2 separate regions of the Homo sapiens genome follow, and region 2 is linked to region 1. Evidence: read pairs that join two places in POLR2A ChIA-PET (ENCODE). Cell type or tissue: GM12878. All regions are shown on one strand. Each heading gives the region's core, and the rest is flanking DNA. Links, peaks and the distances in the headings are about the cores only.

Region 1 (10,711 bases), core at 1,648-9,647:
AAGGTGGAAACAACCCAACTGTCCATTGATGGACAAATGGATAAACAAATTCTGGTCTATCCATACAATGGGATATTCTTCAGCCATAAAAAGGAGGGAAATTCAGACTCATGCTACATCATAAGTGAACCATGAGGACATTGTACTAAGGGAAATACTCCAGTCGCAAAAAGCTATGTACTGTATGATTCCACTGACATGAGGTAGGCAGTGTAATCAAATTCATGGAGGCTGGGTGCGGTGGCTCACATCCATAATCCCAGCCCTTTAGGAGGCCAAGGTGGGCAGATCATGAGATCAGGAGATCGAGACCATCCTAACATGATGAAACCCCGTCTCTACTAAAAATAAAAAAATTATAGCCAGGCGCAGTGGCTCACACCTATAATCCCAGCACTTTGGGAGGCCGAGGAAGGCGGATCATGAGGTAAGGAGATCGAGACCATCCTGGCTAACACGGTGAAACCACATCTCTACTAAAAAAAAAAAAAAAAACACAAAAAAAATTAGCCAGGCGTGGTGACACGCGCCTGTAGTCCCAGCTACTCAGGAGGCTGAGGCAAGAGAATCGCTTGAACCCAGGAGGCAGAGGTTGCAGTGAGCTGAGATCGCGCCACTGCACTCCAGCCTGGGCAATAGAGCGAGACTCCATCTCAAAAAATAATTAGCCAGGCGTGGTGTAATCCCAGGGCACCTGTAATCCCAGCTACTCAGGAGGCCGAAGCAGGAGAATTGCTTGAACCCGGGAGGCAGAGGTTGCAGTGAGCCGAGATTGTGTCACTGCACTCCAGCCCAGGTGACAGAGCAAGACTGTCTCTTATTTAAAAAAAAAAAAAAAAAAAAAATTCATGGAGACAGAAAGTAGAATGGTGATTGCCAGGGGCTACAGGATGGGCGAATGGGAACTTACTGTTTCACGGGCATGGAATTTCAGTTTTGCAAGATGAGAAAAGTTCTGGAGATGGAAGGTACTTACGGTTGCATGACAGTGTGAATGTATCTAATGCCACTGAACCGTACACCTAAAATGCTCAAGATGGTAAATTTTCTTATGTGTGTTTTACCACAGTTCTTTAGAAAGGACTCCTAGTATGCTATTAGATTGGAGGAAGGACGTTCAAATCCCAGCTAGAGCTCTTTTTTAGTGCCTTTGTTCATTCAAATAATCTTTTTTTTTTTTTTTTTTGAGATGGAGTCTCGCTCTGTCGCCCAGGCTGGAGTGCAGTGGTGCGATCTCAGCTCACTGCAAACACCGCCTCCCCGGTTCACGCTATTCTCCTGCCTCAGCCTCCCGAGTAGCTGGGACTACAGGCGCCTGCCACCACGCCCGGCTAATTTTTGTATTTTTAGTAGAGACGGGGTTTCACCGTGTTAGCCAGGATGGTCTCCATCTCCTGATCTCGTGATCCGCCCGCCTCAGCCTCCCAAAGTGCTGGGATTACAGGCGTGAGCCACCGCATCCGGCCAGGAATATTTATTAATCCTGTTCAGGCTCCAGGACAACAGGCCCAAGAAAGCAGACAAGATGGCCGCCTTCCTGAAGGTTACAGTCAAGAGGAGAAGCAGGTGTTTAATAAAGTCAAGTCCCATCACCAACCCTTGACTCTACATCAATTATTAGCGCTGTGACCTTGGGCAAGGCAGTTCTCCTTCCTGAGTTTGCTTCCTTCTCTGTAAAAATGGAGACCATGGTGCTCACCTGCCAGAGTTGCCGGAGGATTAATGAGGCTCTTCTAAGTGGTGCAGTGAGAGTGCTTAGCTCAGAACAGGCGCTCCGTATGTGTTACTTCCTTTTCGTAGCTCTACATCAGAAATTTATGCTCAAGGACACACTAGCGTCATTGGTGGTGCACAAGGGTAGACTCATGCAGTATGTACATTTTCTAGCCATTTAAAGTCCTTTTATATGCATAGATCTAGAAGGATCTCCATCAAGATGTTAAGAGGAGGTGATGGGATGACAGGCAGGAATTTTTTTTTTTTTTAATCTACATTCAGGGATGTGGTGACAGAGGGAATCTTGGGTAAATTACTCGACACCTCTAGACCTCATTTCAGTGTCCTCGGCTGCAAAATAATAGCGCCTACCTCATAGTTTTTTTTTGTTTTGTTTTGTTTTGTTTTGTTTTGTTTTTTGAGAGAGGGTCTCATTCTGTCACTGGAGCATAGTGGCATGATCACAGCTTGATTACAACTCGCTGCAGCCTCTATCTTCCAGGCTCAAGTGATCCCCCCACCTCGGCCCCTCAAGCAGCTGGGGTTCCAGGCACACGCCACCATGCCCCGCTAATTTTTGTGTTTTTTGTAGAGAGAGGGTTTCGCCATGTTGCCCAGGTTTTAATTTTTTATTATCAGAATTTTCAGCTGTTGACAAAAGAAGAAGGAATAGTTAATGAACCTCCATTATCCAGCACCCATCTTCAACAATTATCAGTGAATTGCCAATCTTGTTTCATCTCTACCTCCCCAGCCTCATCCCTACTGGTTATTTTCAAGCAAATCCCAAGCCTGGAGACTCTGTTAAAAATTAAAAAATTTCTATGATATCATTAATACACGTACGTATAATTTTTCTAAGCAATTTCCTAATAACATCTAATATCTAATCACTGTTCATTCATCCTCCATTATCCCATAAATGTCTTTTTACATGTGATTTGTTTCAATCAAGATCCACAAAGCCCTCACATTATGTTCGGCTGATAGATCCTCCTCCAAACCCCAGCATTTTATTAGGTCAATTTTCAATCTACAGCAAACGGGAATGAATTCTACAGCGAGCACCTGAATAAGCCCCTAGACGCAGCTATTAACCCATTACTGCAGCTGTTCTGTCCTCCATCCATCTGCCTGTTTCTCTACAGTCCATAATCCTTTTAAGTCTCTTTTCATCCAAAATACTATCCCCCTTTCACATTTTTTTCTTGCCATTTATTTGTTGAAGACACTATGTCATTGCCCTATAGAATTTCTCTTATTTTGAGGACCAAATAAGCTAAGTACATAGTGTTTAGACTATAGTATGTACCTAATTAATATTCTTGAACTGATTATTATTGGCTTTTTAATTTATCTGTATCTTCTTATTTTTCCAAGTAAAAAAGTCTCTCTTTTTTCTCGTTGAGATGGAGTCTTGCTCTGTTGCCCAGGCTGGAGTGCAGTTGCACCATCTCGGCTCACTGCAATCTCTGACTCCTGGGTTCAAGCAATTCCCCTGCCTCAGCCTCCTGAGTAGCTGGGATTACAGGCGCCCACCACCATGCCTGGATAATTTTTGTATTTTCAGTAGAGACAGGGTTTCTCCATGTTGTCCATGCTGGTCTTGAACTCTTGACCTCAAGTGATCCGCCTGCCTCGGCTCCCCAAAGTGCTGGGGTTACAGGCGTGAGAGCCTGGCCAAAAATATATCATTTTTGAAAAAAAAAATTTTTTTAAAGAGTTCCTAGACTTGTTATGGCCACATTGTTTTGTGGCCACCAGGGGGTTTGTCTGCACTCTTTGCTGGGCTTGCCCCAGGCAATTGGCCAATGGGAAGATTTGCCAGCATCGGGCAGCTGAAGGTGGTGGAGCAAGGGGGAAGGGAGTGCGAACCTGAGCCAGAGGGGCTCCAGGGAAATGGCTGCAGTGGAACCAGGGCAAGGGACAAGGCTCAGAGCCTTCTCTAGGGCTGAGGATGGTGACACCAGGAGGGAGGCCCAGAGAAAGCACCAGGAAAGGTGTGGAAAGTTGCAGAACTCCCAAGAGCTGGTGGAAGCAACAGCACACATCATCAGGGAGCAAGGCAGAGTGCGCAGCAGGGTTTCAAGGGGCTGGGGCAGATGGAACAGGAGGAAAATGAACCTCCCCAGGGACTTGTCACCACTAACTTAGATGATAAGCAGGCAGGTGAGAAATACACAGGCCTTTGGCAGGCTCCATCAGAGGCCAGAGGAAAAAAGGAGGAGATCAGTTGGGGGAGGTCTGAGCTGGGGGGCCAGGAATGCCGAACCTGGTTTTGCCATCTGTCACCCGTGTGGTCTTGGGGAAGGCTTCTTCTTCCCTTCTTTGAGCCTTAGTTCTCCCTACCTGCAAAAGAGACAGGGTGGGGCTGGTCGTAATGGCTCACGCCTGTAATCTCAGCACTTTGGGAGGCTGAAGCTGGTGGATCACGAGGTCAATAGATAGAGACCATGGTGGCCAACATGGTGAAACCCTGTCTCTACTAAAAATACAAAAATTAGCTGGGCATGGTGGTAGGTGCCTATCGTCCGAGCTATTCGGGAGGCTGAGGCAGGAGAATCACTTGAACCCGGGAGGCAGAGGTTGCAACGAGCTGAGATTATGCCACTGCAGTCTGGCCTGGTGACAGAGTGAGACTCTGTCTGAAAAAAAAAAAAATAGGGGTACCCCAGAAGACCCCTATAGATTTAAAATTTTTTTTTTTTTAGCCCTGGCAAGAAAAATGTTCTAGCTTGCTGATCTCTTCCTGGGGATAAGTAAGAGTGACATGGCTGCTAGAATTAGTATGTATTGATGGCCCCTTTAGCACTTCTCCTTTCAAAGAGGTAAATACCAAGTACAGACTCAAAGCTGCGAGTTGCCTCCGTGCTCAGGCTGCGCATGGTGGCTCACACCTATAATTCCAGCACTTTGGGAGGCTGAGGCAGGAGGATCTCTCTTTTTTTTTTTTTTTGAGATGGAGTCTAACTCTGTCGCCCAGGCTGGGGTTCCATGGCGTGATCTCTGCTCACTGCAACCTCCACCTCCTGGGTTCAAGCAATTCTCTTGCCTCAGCCTTCCAAGTAGCTGGGATTACAGGCACCCGCCACCATGCCCGGCTAGTTTTTTTTGTATTTTTAGTAGAGACGGGGTTTCACCATGTTGACCAGGCTGGTCTTGAACTCCTGATCTTGAGAAATCCACCTGCCTCGGCCTCCCAAATTGCTGGGATTATAGGCATGAGCCACCGGGCCCAGCAAGGAGCATCTCTTGAGCCCAGGAGTTCAAGACCAGCCTGAGCAACACAGTGAAGCCCCATCTCTACTAAAAAACAAAAAAAAATGTGAGAGAAACAAAAAATATTTTGTTTGTTAAACAAAAAATGTTAGAGAAACAAAAAACGTTTTGTTTATTAAACAAACAAAAAATGTTAGCCCAGTCTGTGCTGCAAGCCTATAGTCTCAGCTACTTGGGAGGCTGAGGCAGGAGGATTGCTTGAGGTTGGAAGGTTGAGGCTGCAGTGAGCTATGATCACACCATTGCACTCCAGCCAGGGCAAAAGAGCGAGACCCTGTCTCAAAAAAAAAAAAACAAAAACAAAAAACAAACAAACAAAAAAAAACAAAGGCCGGGCATCGTGGCTCACGCCTGTAATCCTAGCACTTTGGGAGGCCGAGGCAGGTGGATCACTTGAGCTCAGGAGTTCGAGACCAGCCTGGCCAACATGGTGAAACCCAGTCTCTACTAAAAATACAAAAGTTAGCCGGGTGTGGTGGTGCACCCCTGTAATCCCAGCTACTCGGGAGGCTGAGGCAGGAGAATTGCTTGAACCCGGGAGGCAGAGGCTGCTGTGAGCCAAGATGGTGCCACTGTGCTCCAGCCTGGGCAACAGAGCAAGAATCTGTTTCAAAAAAAAAAAAATCCTGCAAGTCACCAAATAATGGTATGAAATGAACACAGAATCTAATGTACACAGGCCTGGATTCCAGTCCCCTGTGGCCTTCAGGGTTGAGTCCACGATTGATTGGTGGTGTCTGTCATGGTCAAAGAAATGAGTCAGCTTTCCCACTTTCATACAGATCTAGGGTTTCTCAGCTGCAACTAACCTTTGAGAGAGATTTGCCTAGTTAACCCCTGAGTAAAATCTGCTTAAGATTTTTAGCCAAACAAAATAGAAAAAAATGAATAAAGAGAGAAGTAAACTACTTGCCTGAATCCCTGGCCCAGGACCCAGCCACCTGTCAACCACTGCTATTGTGAAACCACTCAGGCAGAGGGGACACTGTCCAGCTCAGATTCACGGGTCATTGTCATCCACGCTGAATGAAACTCATTAGTCCTTTGTGAGCTGTTCAGGTTTAATGCCTCTAAAATTGCCTGATGAAACTGGAGCGTGGTTGGGAAACAGACAATGGGCCGTCCGGCTGAACAAAGCTGTCCTAAGTGCTCAGCGCAAAGTCGAGTCAGGTCCCGCCCATGGCACCCGGAGTGGAGCCTCAGAAATCATGACTGCTCCCTGTGAATATTCTAGTGTGAGCTCGAGGACAGTAGGGCAGACTTGGGTCCATGCCTGTCCCAGATAAAACCGGGTGAGCGACGCCCTGGGGGCTGAATGGAGGCCCGGCGAGCAGGGTGTGCTTACGGAGAACCAGCCGGGCTGGGGGCAGAACACATGCACTGCTGTGGTGGGCTTTGGGCTCTGCTATGGATTGGATTGTGCGCTCCCAAAATACAAGTCCTAGCCCTCAGCATGTGACCTTTTTTGGAAATAAAGTTTTTGCAGATGTAATAAGTGAAGATGAGGTCATACTGGAGCAGGGTGGGCCCCGATCCGATGACTGTGTCCTTATAAAAAGGGGAAGTTTGGACACAGACACACAGGGAGAACGCCTTGAGCATGAAGGCAGAGATTGCGATGATGTGTCTGTCTACAAGCCAAGGAATGCCAAAGATCACCAGCAGAGAGAGGCATGGAACAGACACTTCCCCCACAGCCCGCAGAAGGAACCAGCCTGCCAACATCTTGATCTTGGACTTCTGGCCCCCAGAACTATGAGAAAATAAATTTCTTGTAGTTGTTTAAAGCCCCCTAGTTGGCGGCAGCTCCATGGAACTGATACAGAAACCTGGCTTTGAGGCCGTCTCTCTGGAAGACTTTGGGCAAATGACTTTCCTCTTTGAGCCTGGGGTTGGGAACCTGAGACTGGGGAGGCCTGGCTGTATAGAAATCACAGGCCATGCCGGGCGCGGTGGCTCACGCCTGTAATCCCAGCACTCTGGGAGGCCGAGGCAGGCGGATCACGAGGTCAGGAGATTGAGACCGTTCTGGCTAACACGGCGAAACCCCATCTCTACTAAAAAATACAAAAAAAAAAAAAATTAGCCAAGCATGGTGGCAGACGCCTGTAGTCCCAGCTACTAGGGAGGCTGAGGCAGAAGAATGGCGTGAACCTGGGAGGCCGGAGCTTGCAGTGAGCCAAGATCGCGCCACTGCACTCCAGCCTGGGTGACAGAGCGAGACTCTGTCTCAAAAAAAAAAAAAAAAAAAAAGAGATCACAGGCCCTTCAGACCCCTTATCCCGACATTTAGAGGTGGAAAACCAGCAGATGGTGACCACTTCACCCTGGGCAACTGGGCTGAAGTGGCCTATTGGGGCCCGGGGCCAGACACAGAAGCAGAGGCAGCCTGTCAGGAAGGCCAGGGGCTGGACAGGCTCACAGAGAGGGTAGGAAGAAACACAAGAGAGAGGAGGCTTTCCGATGATTCCGCGGTTCCTGCTCCCGTGAGGCCTGGTTATTCAGCTTTTGCGGGCCTCCCTTGTGTGAATTCCTTCCATCAATTACCTTCTTGAAGGTTTCACAGGGGCAATATTTTAACTGATCTCTTTCCCTGTCTTTGGAAGTGCTTTGAAAGCTGTAGTGCGAGATACACATTTTCTCAGCAACCACAAACGGTATCCAGCACCTGCTGTATGCAGATGCAGGGTAACAGCCTAGCAGCTGCGGATCTCGGCCCCAGGTGGTCACAGGCCAGTGGGAGTGTCCTGGGGCTGCACGAGACCCTGACATGCCCCGAGAACGTGGCAGTGCCTTCTCCCTCAACTCTGGGTCAAAATAAAAACAGGGAGATGGCCAGCAAAGTGCCCCTGTGTTCCGTTGTTGGCTGTTAAATGCTTTGGTGAAATGTCACATCTCAAATACTTCCCCTTCCTCATCTTTTTTTATTTTGAGAGACATGGGCTAACAGATGAATTGTAAAAAATATGACTGAGGCGGGTCGGGCACGGTGGCTCATGCCTGTAATCCCAGCACTTTAGGAGGCAGAGGCGGGCGGATCACGAGGTCAGGAGATCGAGACCATCCTGGCTAACACAGTGAAACCCCGTCTCTACTAAAAATACAAAAAAATTAGCCGGGCGTGTTGGCAGGCGCCTGTAGTCCCAGCTACTCGGGAGGCTGAGGCAGGAGACTGGCGCGAACCCGGGAGGCGGAGCTTGCAGTGAGCCGAGATCGCGCGCCACTGCACTCCAGCCTGGGTGACACAGAGCGAGACTCCATCTCAAAAAAAAAAAAAAAATATGACTGAGGCTAAAATAGGCAATATGGCATGGTGGCTGAGAGAGCAGGCCTGGTATCAGATTGGCCCAGTTCAAGTGTGATTTTGGGTCAGTCGTTTAACCTCTCTGTGCCTCAGTTTCCTCATCTGCACAACGGACAAGATAAACTTCATCAAGTTTTTGTAAGGATTAATTTAAATGATTAATTAAGTTAATCATTTTGTAGGATTAAATACATGTAAGGTGCTTACTAAAGTGGCTGGCCCATGGTGAGCCCTATATGGGTCTTAGCTATTATTATTATTATTATTTATTATTATTATTTTTTGAGACAGTGTTTCGCTCTTGTTGCCCAGGCTGGAGTGCAGTGGCATGATTACGGCTCACTGCAACCTCCACCTCCTGGGTTCAAGCAATTCTCCTGCCTCAGCCTCCTGAGTAGCTGGAATTACAGGCATGTGCCACCACACCCGGCTAATTTTTGTATTTTTAGTAGTGACGGGGGTTTCATCATGTTGGCCAGGCTGGTCTCAAACTCCTGGTCTCAGGTGATCCGCCCACCTCAGCCTCCCTAAGTGCTGGGATTACAGACGTGAGCCACCACGCCCGGCCATTATTATTATTATTATTATTATTATTATTATTTTGAGACGGAGTCTCGCTCTGTCGCCCAAGCTGGAGTGCAGTGGCGTGATCTCCGCTCACTGCAAGCTCTGCCTCCCGGATTCACGTCCTTGTCCTGCCTCAGCCTCCTGAGTAGCTGGGACTACAGGCGCCTGCCACCACGCCTGGCTAATTTTTTGTAATTTTAGTAGAGACGGGGTTTCACCGTGTTAGCCAGGATGGTCTCGATCTCCTGACCTTGTGATCCACCTGCCTCAGCCTCCCAAAGTGCTGGGATTACAGGCGTGAGTCACCGCGTCCGGCCACCCGGCCATTATTATTATTAATAGGAGGAAGAAATGCCCTGCCCAGTTCGCAATGACCCACTTGACTGTCCTTTTCACCTGTAGGGGTTGATCACCAGCAACCACATTTGTCCAGGTTGGCTCAGATACTGACTGGGGTGCGTATCTGGCCCAAGCCAAGTCCTTCCCTCAGAACTGGGCTCAACAGATCCTAGCTCAATCTGGGATGCCCTCTCCAATGGCCACCTCCTGTCATGCAAAAGTAACATAGCAAATTAAGTCAGCCTAACCCAGAGATAAACAGAAACATAAAGTACAGAGAAGGTCCGTGGGTCCTTGGATCTTTGGCCCCTTTTGGGCTGGCTACCTTCACACCACTGGGGCCCTGGGAGGCACCCGTGACTCCTAACAACCCATGTCTATTCTTTGTTTAATCCACTCTGATTAGTTACTATTGCAACAGAGGCATCTGGAGGCTTTGGCCTGCCTTCTTCTCTCTTCTTTGCATCTGTGAGGCTCTGCTCCCTGGAGCTACAAGAAAATATCCACTCCTTTTTCCTCAGCCCAGGCAGGCTGGAGTCAGTTCCAACTTCATGCTGTAGCTCAAGAAAGGAGCCCAAGGGTTGAGAAGCCATTTCTCCCTACCATTATATTGAGAACTGACTTCTTCCGACATCTTGTCCTGAGCACCTTCATGCATTATCTGCTTAGCTCAATTGTATCACAATTCAATCTCCATTTCACAGATAGGAGTCTGAGGTTCAGAGAGATTAAGAGATTTGGTTGGCGGAACCCAGCTGAAGATGATGGAAACCTGGGCTTCAAATCTAAGGTCTGTCTTCTTGATGTCTTTGCTTTTCTACCTGGAGTCCCTGGATGGAGTTTCTTGCACCACCCCCAACCCCCCGCTGTTGCTGTGGGGTTTTAGTTGAACCCTTGACCTTGCCTCAGCTTCCTAATCTGCAAAATGGGGTGATATCATCACCCATCCTTATCTGAGGATTGTCTAGACTGACCCATGCAAATGGGGGTGTGGGTGAGTTTTGGAAGATCAGTACCTGCTCCACAAGTCTAAACCACTTCTCCTCCCCAATTCCTTCCTTTCATTGCTTCTTGGCAACTGACTTAGAGATGATGGAGAGGAAAGAAAGGCAATCACATTTAAATTGGTCAATTTGAGCAGCCTCACTGCTAAAACTGGTGTGGGAGACAGATGTAATTAATCTGAAAAACACAGTGGATTGTTGTTGTTGTGGTTGTTGTTGTTGTTTTGAGACAGGATCTTGCTCTGTCGCCTGGGCTGCAGTGCGGTGATGCGATCTCGGATCACTGCAACCTCTGCCTCCTGGGTTCCAGCGATTCTTATACCTCAGCCTCCTGAGTAGCTGGGATTTCAGGCGTGTGTGACCATGCCTGGCTAATTTTTTTTATTTTTAGTAGAGATGGGGTCTCCCTATGTTGCCCAGGCTGGTCTCAAACTCCTGGACACAAGTGATCATCTCACCTTGGTCTCCCAAAGTACTGGGATTATAGGCATGAGCCACTGTG
Region 2 (10,711 bases), core at 1,169-9,168, 410 kb after region 1:
TTCTTTTTGCCAAAAACATAAAATCACTCTTAACATACATCAGTTCAGGTGAAAACGGTGAGTTGATTTAAAGAAAACTATCACATAAATAGTATCAGCAGTAGGCAGATACAACAAACCTTATAAGGTTGATAAACAAATGTTTGCAGTTTGAGAAATAATGTCATATGGCTCCAAACCACCCCCCAAAACTGGTCAATCCATGTGTGAGGAAAAAAAAAAATCTCTATATAGTCTTTGTATAATGAGAGTTTTCTGTGTAATTTTGATACACAGTACTGGTTTAAAGAAAAGCAGAATTAGCCTATTAAAATATTAATAGGCTGTATATAAAGTAATGAGCCCTTCCTTTATTGCCTTAATAATTTTTGTTATATTTGCATACCATGAGTACTATTTTATATCTAATACTTATTTTAATATTGATTCACTATTTTTAAACTTAATTTTATATAGAAAAGAAACTTGATTTCATAGTTTAGAGGTGCCAGGTATGTATTTTTTCAATATATTTTAAAATATACTACAGTTAAGACATAACAAAGGGTGGGCACCATTTAAATTTAATTACCAGCAGGAGGGTGAAAAACACCAAGTTTAAATGGCACCAAAATGATGAACATTTAGGCTGGGCATGGTGGCTCATGCCTGTAATCCCAACACTTGGGGAAACCAAAATGGGAGGATCACTTGAGGCCAGGGATTTGAGACCAGCCTAGGCAACATAGTGAGACCTTGTCTCTACTAAAAAGAGAAAACTTAGGTAGGTGTGATGGTGCATGCCTGTAGTCCCAGTCACCTGGCTTTGGGAGGCTGAGGCAGGAGGGTCCCTTGAGCCTACGAGTTCAAGGATGCAGTGAGCTGTGATTGTGCCACTGCACTCCAGCCTGGGTGACAGGGCATGACCTTGTCTCCAAAAAAACTTAAAGAATTATTTGATGGCCCATGCTGGGGGTGTTAGTGGTGAGCACATAAAGCTCCTCATTTTCTCATTGTCTCCTGAGTTTGGAAATGATTGAGAAATGAAACATCGGCAATCAACGAAGGGCGATGAGATGGCTGCCTGGAGAGCATGCTTAGAATTGAGCCCTGACAGCTGGCCCCTGAGCTGCCCACCCTGTCATGGCCTGGGTGGATGCCCATAGGTGTCTCAGAGCAGCAGTCCCAGACTTTTTTGGCACCAGGGGCCGGTTTTGTGGAAGATAACTTTTCCATGGGCCAGATTGGCCTGGGGGGATAGTGTGAGGATGATTCAAGGGCATTACATTGATTGTGTACTTCATTTATATTATGATTACATTGTAATATATAATGAAATAATTATACAACTCACCGTAATATAGAATCAGTGGGAGACCTGAGCTTGTTTTCCTGCAACTAGACAGTTCTATCTGGGAGTGATGGGAGACAGTGACAGATCATCAGGCATTAGATTCTCATAAAGAGTGTACAACCTGGGTCCCTCACATGTGCAGTTCTCAATAAGGTTTGTGCTGCCATGAGAATCTAACGCCGCTGATGATCTGACAGGAGGTGGAGCTCAGGCAGTAATGTTCGCTAGACCCCTGCTCACCTCCTGCTGTGCGGCTCGATTCCTAACGGGCCACAGACAGGTGCCAGTTCATGGCCTGGGGATTGGGGACCCCTGTCTTGGAGGCAGCTCCCTTCCGAGTGGCAAGGAACAGGGCAGGGCACGTGGTCCCTTGGGGGTGGATCCAGCTAGAACAAGATGAAGAGGCTGAGTATCCTCAGTTCCTTTTTCCAGGGAGTGGTCCCTTCCTCCCTTGGGGATGGGGAGTCCCAGAGGGGAGAGAAGCACCAGTTTCCCCAGTATCACTTAAAACTCTTATCTATTGAATAGTTCTGCATGAATATGAAGCATTAGAATCACAGACCTAATTATTTGAGCATAATGATCTGGGAAGAATCTCTTCACATGGAAGCAGGACACTGATTTTCGCCTCTGCTGTCAGCGCAGTGGCAACAACTCTGTTGTTTATTATCTTTTTAACAAAGAAGATAAGGGCAGGCCCACCCCCTATCTGCAGGCCAAAAAGTAAACTTTATTTATTTATTTATTTATTTATTTATTTATTTATTTATTTATTTATTGAGATAGAGTCTCACTGAGTCGCCTAGGCTGGAGTGCAGTGGCATGATCTTGGCTCACTTCAACCTCCGTCTCCTGGGCTCAAGCCGTTCTTCTCAGCCTCCTGAGTAGCTGGGATTACAGGCACCCAGGCGCTTACTACCATGCCCAGCTAATTTTTGTATTTTTAGTAGAGACAGCATTTCACTATGTTGGCCAGGCTGGTTTCAAACTCCTGACCTCAAGTGATCTGCCCACTTCGGCCTCCCAAGGTGCTGGGATTACAGGCATGAACCACTGCGCCCGGCTGTAAACTTTACTTTTTGCAAAGTTTTTTTTCAGATATATCTCTATAGGGTGTATGTTCTTTTTCCATTTCATAGATGAGAAAATAGACAGTAAGCCAGAATAGAGGCTTCTTCATACAGCCAGGAGAGAAAGAGCTGGATTTAACTCATGCCTGCTAGATCCTTCTAGAGCTGGGCTCTTTCTGCTCTACCGTGTGTGCCTCGGAAGCCCCTTTTGTCATTACATGTTCTTCTGCTGTGTATCTCACCTATTCCCCCAGCTGCCATGTCAGACGCTGCTACATGTGTGAAGTAACCTAACACCTTTGGTTTTTCTTAAAGCAGGGTCCTTGGCTGAGATCAGTAAGCAACGCTGGGGCTTTTTACTTAAAGTGAAACCACCAGCAGCTGGGAAGCTGGTGTTGCAAGGTGGTACAGAAAACCATTCAGCCTAGTAGCTAAACTCACCTTGGTGGAGCCCTCCTGGGGCCACGTGATTTTTATTTCATGTTATTTCATTTGGTTTGCATGACAACTCAATGATAAGCATCACTGCTTGTACAGCGGAGGAAACAGCAAAGAGAAGGGATGCAACGTGCCTGGTTCCTGTGCACCCCTGGGGAGCATAAGCCAGGATTTGAACCAAGGTCTTTGTACTCCAGAACTCCCTACAAAGGGAGGCTTTCTCCTCTTCTTCCCAGGTGAGCTCCAGTCTGCAGAACTCAGCCAGGATGCATGTGCTCAGAGAAGCCTTTCTTCCCCTTGCTGGGGAGGAGCCCCAGTGTGGACTCTGTTGCACTCCTGATGTGGATGGAGATGTGGATATTCACATATCATATGCCGGCCTGGACAGGGCCTGTCCTCCCTCCCAGACTCGGAGCCGTCTGAGGGCAGGACTGTGTCTGTCTCTGCAGTGTGGCATCCCTAGCGCTCAGCGTGGGGTTCTGTGACTGCCTGGTTGACTGAATAACTGAAAGTCGGAAAAGAGGTTGGGGTATGTGTGGGAAGGTGCCCAAGCCTTCTGTCTGTCTGTTTGCTCGCTTGAATATGTCTTGAGCTTCCAGAGAGAAATTTTTGTTAAGCTCATTGTCAGGTGTGGTGCCCCTTGAGGTCATGTATGGGAATTGGGGAAAAAGCCATGTTCCTGGTGTCAGGGGTGGGAGGACGTTCCGTGGGTGCAGGGAGCCTGAGAGAGACAGAGAATCAGTAGCGGGAGGAGGAAGGAAATGGGAGCTTGAAGAACAGGGTCATGGCCCGGCCAGCAAAGGGGTCGGTGGTGTAAAGCGGGGAGTGAGAGGAAGCTATGAGACGTACGGAGGGGCCAAAAGTCCGCAAGGCTGTGCCAGAAGGTGATGGGTAGGCAGGGAGGGCTGAGGGAGGGTGGCTGGAGTGGGGTGCCGGCCTTTGAGGCTGACTCTAGGAGACTCAGTGTGTGGGGGTTTGTTTGCAGGGGGTGGGAGTGGAGGGATGGGTGGTGGGGGTGGGGTGGACCTGGGAAGACCCGAGGTGATGCTGGGAAGGGGGTGGGGTTGTGCAAAGATGAAGCCTCATTTCTGTGGCTGGGTTATCTCACTTTCTTCAAGCAGGAAACTCGGCCACTGAGCCCCACCATGCAAGAGTGCATGGCCTGAGGTCTGCTGACCACAGCCTACTTTGAGAATAAAGTGTTGTTTCAGTCACTATGAGCCCTTGGCAAAAATTTGAACCCATGCAGACAAAGCCCTCCTTGACCATCATTTGCCCATCTCCTTCTCACTAGTAGTGCCTGTTGTCAGCAAGTTGGTGGAAATCTTTTGGTACCCTTTCTCACACCTTTACACTCATACGTGCACACTTACAAATAGGCACATTCCTTCTTAGCTGAATCCAGTACATTCCTGAAAACACACTGGAGAGGAACATTTTTGGATTGCAATATATTACATCATATTACACAGAGACAAGCGCTGATGCATTACCAACTGATTGAAACACCCCAGCCAATTTCCTTAGTATCACTTAACAACCTTAAGTACCTAAAATCAGCCTACCAATATTTTTCGCGTGAATACAAAGCATCTACAGCAACAAATGCCCAATTTTTGGGTGCTTTGATGAACCCATTGCTAAGCATGTTTGCAAAAAGTACATAGGATACTATACAGTAATGTTTCTGAATTAGGATATTCTTCTATCCTCCAACTACCTTGTACTGTAATGGAAAAAACAATGAAATGATCTGCTTAAAATACTAAAGATTCATTTAAATTGGACCCTGGTTGGTAGTTTGCTTGTCAGAAGCAAATGCTGGGATGAAAGAAGAACTCAATAGAATGGGCAGGATGCCGGGTTTGATGTGCCGTTGGTTGTGTGTCTAACTGCTTCTCTTCCATTGCAGACAGACACGCCTTTCCTTTCCTTTTCTGTTTCTGTTTCCTTTTCCTTTTTCCTTTTCGTTTTTCTTTTGTTTTCTTTTTCTTTCTTTCTTTTTTTTTTTGAGAAGGCGTCTTGCTCTGTGGCCCAGGCTGGAGTGCAGTGGTGTGACGTCGGCTCACTACAAGCTCTGCCTCCCGGGTTTATGCCATTCTCCTGCCTCAGCCTCCCGAGTAGCTGGGACTACAGGTGCCCGCCACCACACCCGGCTGATTTTTTTTTTTTTTTTTTTTTTTGGTATTTTTAGTAGAGACGAGGTTTCACGTGTTAGCCAGGATGGTCTCTATCTCCTGACCTCGTGATCCACCCGCCTCGGCCTCCCAAAGTGCTGGGATTACAGGCGTGAGCCACCGCGCCCGGGCACCTTTTCATTTTTCTTTTCCTTTCTTTTCTTTCTTCTTTCGGATGGAGTTTCACTCTTGTTGCCCAGGCCGGAGTGCAGTGGTGTGATCTTGGCTCACTGCAACCTCTGCACCCCCACAATGGGTTCAAGTGATTCTCCTGCCTCAGACTTCCTAGTAACTGCGATTACAGGTGCATGCCCCCATGCCCGGCTAATTTTTGTATTTTTGGTAGAGACAGGGTTTTGCCATGGTGGCCAGGCTGGTCTCAAACTCCCAACTTCAAGTGATCTGCTTGCCTAGGCCTCCCAAATCGCTGGGATTACCGGCGTGAGCCACTGTGCCTGGCCCACACCTTCACTGTTTTCATTGGCACCTAGGTGCTCGTGAACCTCGTACAGCAGGTCTATGATCTGGATTGTGCATTTTGCATAAAAAAAGAGTTAATAAGTTATAGTAGACATTCAGATAGTGAGAATTTGCATAGTGATGGACACTTGTATATAATATGTACATGTACACATGGCCATGTATGTGTGTACACACATGGATGCATACATCTAGTCTCCTATTTACACAGGTCATCGAGGAGTTTTTGTCATGTCGGTACATAAGGATCTGCCTCCTTAATGTTCACAGCAAATAAATTGAGACACCATGTTCTTTCTTTTTTTCTGAGACAGGGTCTTGCTCTCTTGCCAGGCTGGTGTGCAGAGTTGTGATTACAGCTCATTGCAGCCTCAAACTCCTGAGCTCAAGCAATTCTCCTCCCTCAACTTCTTGAGTAGCTGAGACTACCAGTGTGCACCAGCACACTTGGCTAACTGCGTTTATTTTTTGTATTTTTTTTTAGAGATGGGGTATTGCTTTGTTGCCCAGGTTGGTCTTGAACTCTCTGGTTTCAAATGATCCTCCTACTTCAACCTCCCAAAGTGCTGGAATTATAGGCATGAGCCATTGTTCCCTGTCCCGTGTTATTTCTTATGCCTTATATGTGTCCAGCTTGATTCAGTTGCTAACAAGTACAGAGAAGCTTCTACATCTTTGTTTTTTTTCCCCTACATTTTTGTTTTGCCAGGTACTATTTTAATTGACAAACACACATGTACAGTCGCACACTCATTTAATCCCCACAAGAGCACTGTGTGGTAAGTATCACTATCACTCCTGTTGTTCACATGAAGAAGCAGAGGCACAGAGAATTGAAGTTACTGTCCAAAGCTATCTGCTATAAGCTGGGGAGCTGGGACTCCAGGTTCCAGAGTCTGTCCACCTCATCAGTAGCGACACTGCTCCTCATGACTTGGATAGCTCCTGGGAACATGAATTTGCAGCCCCTGCACTAGAATCTTGTTCCCAGCCTCGGGTCAGAAAGGTGGCTTGAATGCACTGCGTTGAGCGCAGTGGGCCTGACCGCTCTCTGTGCAGCTCTGCACCCCTGTGGGTAGTGGGATCATCATTCACCAAGATGCCCCTGCCTGATGTAAGATCAAGGGGTGGAGATGTCAACAAAAATGCCCACCGACCCCCTCAGACTTTGCTGAATACCAGATAGAAAACCCTGGAGAGAGCTGCATATTCTTATGTGGCTTCTTAGAGTCACTTGCTTGACTATGAGTCAAAGTTCAAATGCTGGCTCTTGCACTTGTGGCTGGTGACCCTGGCCAAGGTACTTCACTTCTCCACATCTCAGTTTCCTCATTTGTAAAATAGGGGCAGTCATGGTACCTGCCTCATAGTGTTCTTGTGAGGAACGATGAGTTAATACAGAGGATGCTGTTGTGCCCCACTCAGCTCCCATTACCAGGCTTGTGCTCCATTTCCCAGCTGCTAGGAGTGTTGGGTGTCGTGGCTCACAGGTGCCCCTTCTTCAGGGCACTGCTCTCACTAGAAGAAATCTGCATCACCTAGGAGGTTGTAGTGGCTGTAAGCCAAGCCAATGACTGACTGGCAGGGAGGACAAGAGGACTGGCCTCCCTTCCTTCAGGAGGACCTACTTTTCCGGTGTGATTCATGCTCCAGACATCCCCCCGCCACTCCCTATACAGTCAGGGTGAAGCCCATCCCTAAGTGGGACCACAGCCTTGTTTAGCTTTATTCTGCTCGCCATCCCACTCCTGCACTCTCCCAGTAAACACTTGAGCAAGAATTCCTGACTCAGGCTCAACTTCCAGGGAACCAACCTATGATAACATGCAAAACATTAGCACTCTGCCTAACACAGAGTAGGTGCTCTGTAAGAGTTTTGCTATATAGCATTTATTTTTATCCTCAAGGATGAGGCTACTGTATCTGTAAGACCCTTGAGGGCCAGGATCAAGTACATCCAGCAGAACATCGGGCTTATGGCTAATGCTTAAAAAGATCATGAGTAGATAGTCCATGTTCATGGATAGGAAGACTCAATATTTTCAAGATATCAGTTCTTCCTGGCTTCATCTATAGATTCAACACAATCCCAACCAAAATCTAATAGAGATACAAGAAAAGGTTTTTTTCAATTCACATTCAATACAGCACGAAACACTTCACCTCAGAGAAAGGAAAAATCAAGGTGTGTTTTTTTTCTCTTTCTCTTTCCTCTTCCCTCTGTACTCAACACTTTTGACACCAGATGTGTATGGTTTTCCCCCCACGCATCAAGCAAACAATTCTCCATTGGACACCAGTTTGGTGTCCTCTAGTTCAGTTCAATTCTGATACTATCTACTTGGAGCTAGAATCAGATTCCACAGGTTGAGAGCTCAGTCCCTCAAGACTCTGTCCCATTTCAGGTGCCAGTCACAAGCCCAAGTTGTGGCCTATGCTTTTGACTGACTGGCTATAAATTGGGGTTCCAATAACCCACTCCTTGGATTTGATTAATTTGCTAGAATGGCTGACACAACTAAGGGAAACATGTATACCAGTTTATTAAAATGATATTACAAAAGATAAAGATGATCAGCCTGATAGAAGAGATGCATAGGGCATAGGGTTCCCATGTTCTCTCTGGGCATGCCACCCGCCAGAAACTTCCATGTGTTTAGCAACCAAGAAGCTCTCTAAGCCCTGTCATCCTGGGTTTTTATGAGAGCCTAATTACAAAGGCATGATTGATTAAATCATTGGCCATTGGTGACCAACTCAGTCTTTAGCCCCTCTCTCCTTCCTGGACGTTGGGGGTAGGGCTGAAAGTTCCAACCCTCTAATCACATCGTTGGTTCCCCTGGCAGCCAACCTTCATCCTGAGGTATCTAGGAGCCCCCAGCCCTACAAAAAGATACTTATCACTGCAGATTCCAAGGGTGTTAGGGGTTGTGTGCCAGAAAATGGGGTTGGAGACCAAATATATGCAGTCAGTCCTCTGTATTTGTGGATTCTGCGTCTGCGGATTTAAGCTATGGTCGATTGAAAATATTTGAGAAAATTGCATCTTACTGAACATGGACAAACTTTTTTGTTGTCATTATTCCCTGAGCAATACAGTATAATTATTTACATAACATTTACATTGTATTAGGTATTAAAAGTAATCTAGGGATTTAAGGTATATGGAGGGATGTGCATAGGCTGTATGCAAATTCTCTGCCATTTTTTATCAGAGGCTTGAGCATCTATTTGGATTTTGGTATCTGTGGAAGATCCTGGAACCGATCCCCAACAGTCACTGAGGGATGACTGTATATCTTATTAAAAGTCACAATATTACAGAATCCCAGCAAGTTATTCTGTGGGTAGTGACAAAGTGATTCCAAAGGTTATATGGAAAGGTGGAAGACATAGACTAGCAAACACAGCATTGTAGAACGAAATCAGAGGACTGCAAGACTTACTCTAACGTTCCAGTAATCAGTACAGGTGATGTTGGCAGAAGAATAGAAAGATTAGTAGAACAGGATCAAGAGCGCAGAAATAGACCCACACAAATATCATCAACTGATCTTTGACAAAGGGGCAGAGGCCACTCAGTGGAGAAAGGATAATCATTTCAGAAGTATGATGAATAAGCTAATACTTGTCTTGGGAAGAAGCAAGAGAGGGGTGTTCAGGATGATAAAGTCCTGGTTGATGAAGGCAGATGCCTGCAGCTCTTTCCTGGGGCAGGGCTGGCTTCCAAAGGGTGCTTGTTTGGGCCCTTTGGAAGGGGGTGTGCGGATGTGCAGGGCTGCTTGTATCATTAGAATGGCTGTTAGAATTTCATTCTTTCTTTCTTACCATGCTCTGTCTCTCTGCCTTTGTACATGTGCGTTTGCATTTCTCTCCCTCCTTGTCTGGGTAACCTGTGCTTTTCTGTACCTGGTCTCTCTGTCCCTCTCTGTCTCCCTTGGTCTCCCTTGTCTCCTCCTCTGTCCTTCTTCCTCTCTGTCCCCTGCTCTGCTCAGTCATCAGTAATTTGATCCCTCTTGAGGTCCCCATTTCTCTCTGTCCCTTTCCTCTTTCCAAGAACTACTTATTGGGCCCCGCTGTGTGCCAGCTACTCTGATAGGGGTGGAGCTCAGTGGTGAAGAAGGGTGTACAATCCCTGCGTGTATGGAGCTTACAGTCTAGGAAAGGAGGGCTGTGGATCCACAGATTCCATCTAATACATATTTGCCTCTGTTGAGTGCTGTGGAAGAGAGGTGCTTGGTATAGATCATAGCAGGCATTGGGAGGTTTTCTGAGTTTGGTTTGATTGAGCTGAGACTGGAAGGGAGAGCTTGGCACTAACCAGACTAAGAACATTTTCAGTGGTGCCAACAACACCACTAATGTCCTATGGTAGGAATGAGTGTGACCTATAAGAGATGCTTGGAGGGGCCTGTGTGGGTGGTGCAAGGGCTGGGAGGCAGATGCTTAGGCCACGTGGGGTTGGAGGGGTCATCACAGGGCTGTGGTTCTTAGTCCTTACAGCAATGGGACGTCACGGGAAGGCTTGATCCCAAGGAGTGGCATGAGCCTGTTTGTATTTCGTAAGGTGACTGTGGGGATAACGTACTGCTTTAAGGAGACAAGTCAGGAAGCTGCCTCCATAGACAAGAGATAATGGTGGCTTGGATTGTGGTGTTGGCCATGGAAATGGATAGACGTTGACAGATTCCAGAGCAATTTCAGAAGTAGAATTGTTAAAATCTGGCTATTGCTGGAAGACAATGTTACCTTGTCTAAAAAAGTTTTTCTTTAGTTATGTATAATTTTTCTGTAAGGACAGATGCTCACCATAGGCCAGTTCAAAGATCCCCTCTTGGCTGGGCGTGGTAGCTTATGCGTGTAATCTCTGTACTTTGGAAGGCCGAGACAGGCGGATCACCTGAGGTCAGGAGTTCGAGACAAGCCTGACCTATATGGTGAAACCCTGTCTCTACTAGAAATACACATACACACACACAAATTTTCCAGGTCTGGTGGCGGATGCCTGTAATCCCAGCTACTCGGGAGGCTGAGGCAGGAGAATCACTTGAACCCAGGAGGCGGAGGTTGCACTGAGCCAAGATTGTGCCACTGCACTCCAGCCTGGGCAACAAGAGCAAAACTCTGTCTCAAAAAAAAAAAAAAAAAAAAAAAAAACCAAAAAAATTCCCTCTTGAAGACATTTTACTGGGAAAGAGAATTGTTAGACTAGA

Evidence for each region. ChIA-PET counts read pairs that join two places held together with the same protein. Peaks named below come from ENCODE experiments on the same cell type or tissue, not always from the same donor. Only the 100,000 strongest peaks of a DNase experiment are listed, where the experiment ranks them.
Region 2: POLR2A ChIA-PET joins it to region 1 with 11 read pairs; 1 of 35 experiments calls an interaction of 5 or more read pairs at or near these places.

The regions. Positions count from the first base shown.
Region 1 is chr16:81,425,652-81,436,362 of GRCh38, forward strand. No RefSeq gene overlaps it. Among named protein-coding and RNA genes, the nearest start is that of CMIP, 14 kb to the right of the region's middle. RefSeq lists enhancers at 6,857-7,768, 7,401-7,650, 7,769-8,678. In GM12878, for the core only: a CTCF peak has its summit at 3,484; a DNase peak (open chromatin) is centred at 5,760; H3K4me3 peaks cover 576 bases; H3K27ac peaks cover 694 bases.
Region 2 is chr16:81,839,143-81,849,853 of GRCh38, forward strand. All of the region lies in intron 2 of PLCG2 (phospholipase C gamma 2), which reads left to right. Among named protein-coding and RNA genes, the nearest start is that of PLCG2, 65 kb to the left of the region's middle. RefSeq lists an enhancer at 3,590-3,649. In GM12878, for the core only: no CTCF peak of the experiment used is centred there; a DNase peak (open chromatin) is centred at 2,779; H3K4me3 peaks cover 1,387 bases; H3K27ac peaks cover 3,054 bases.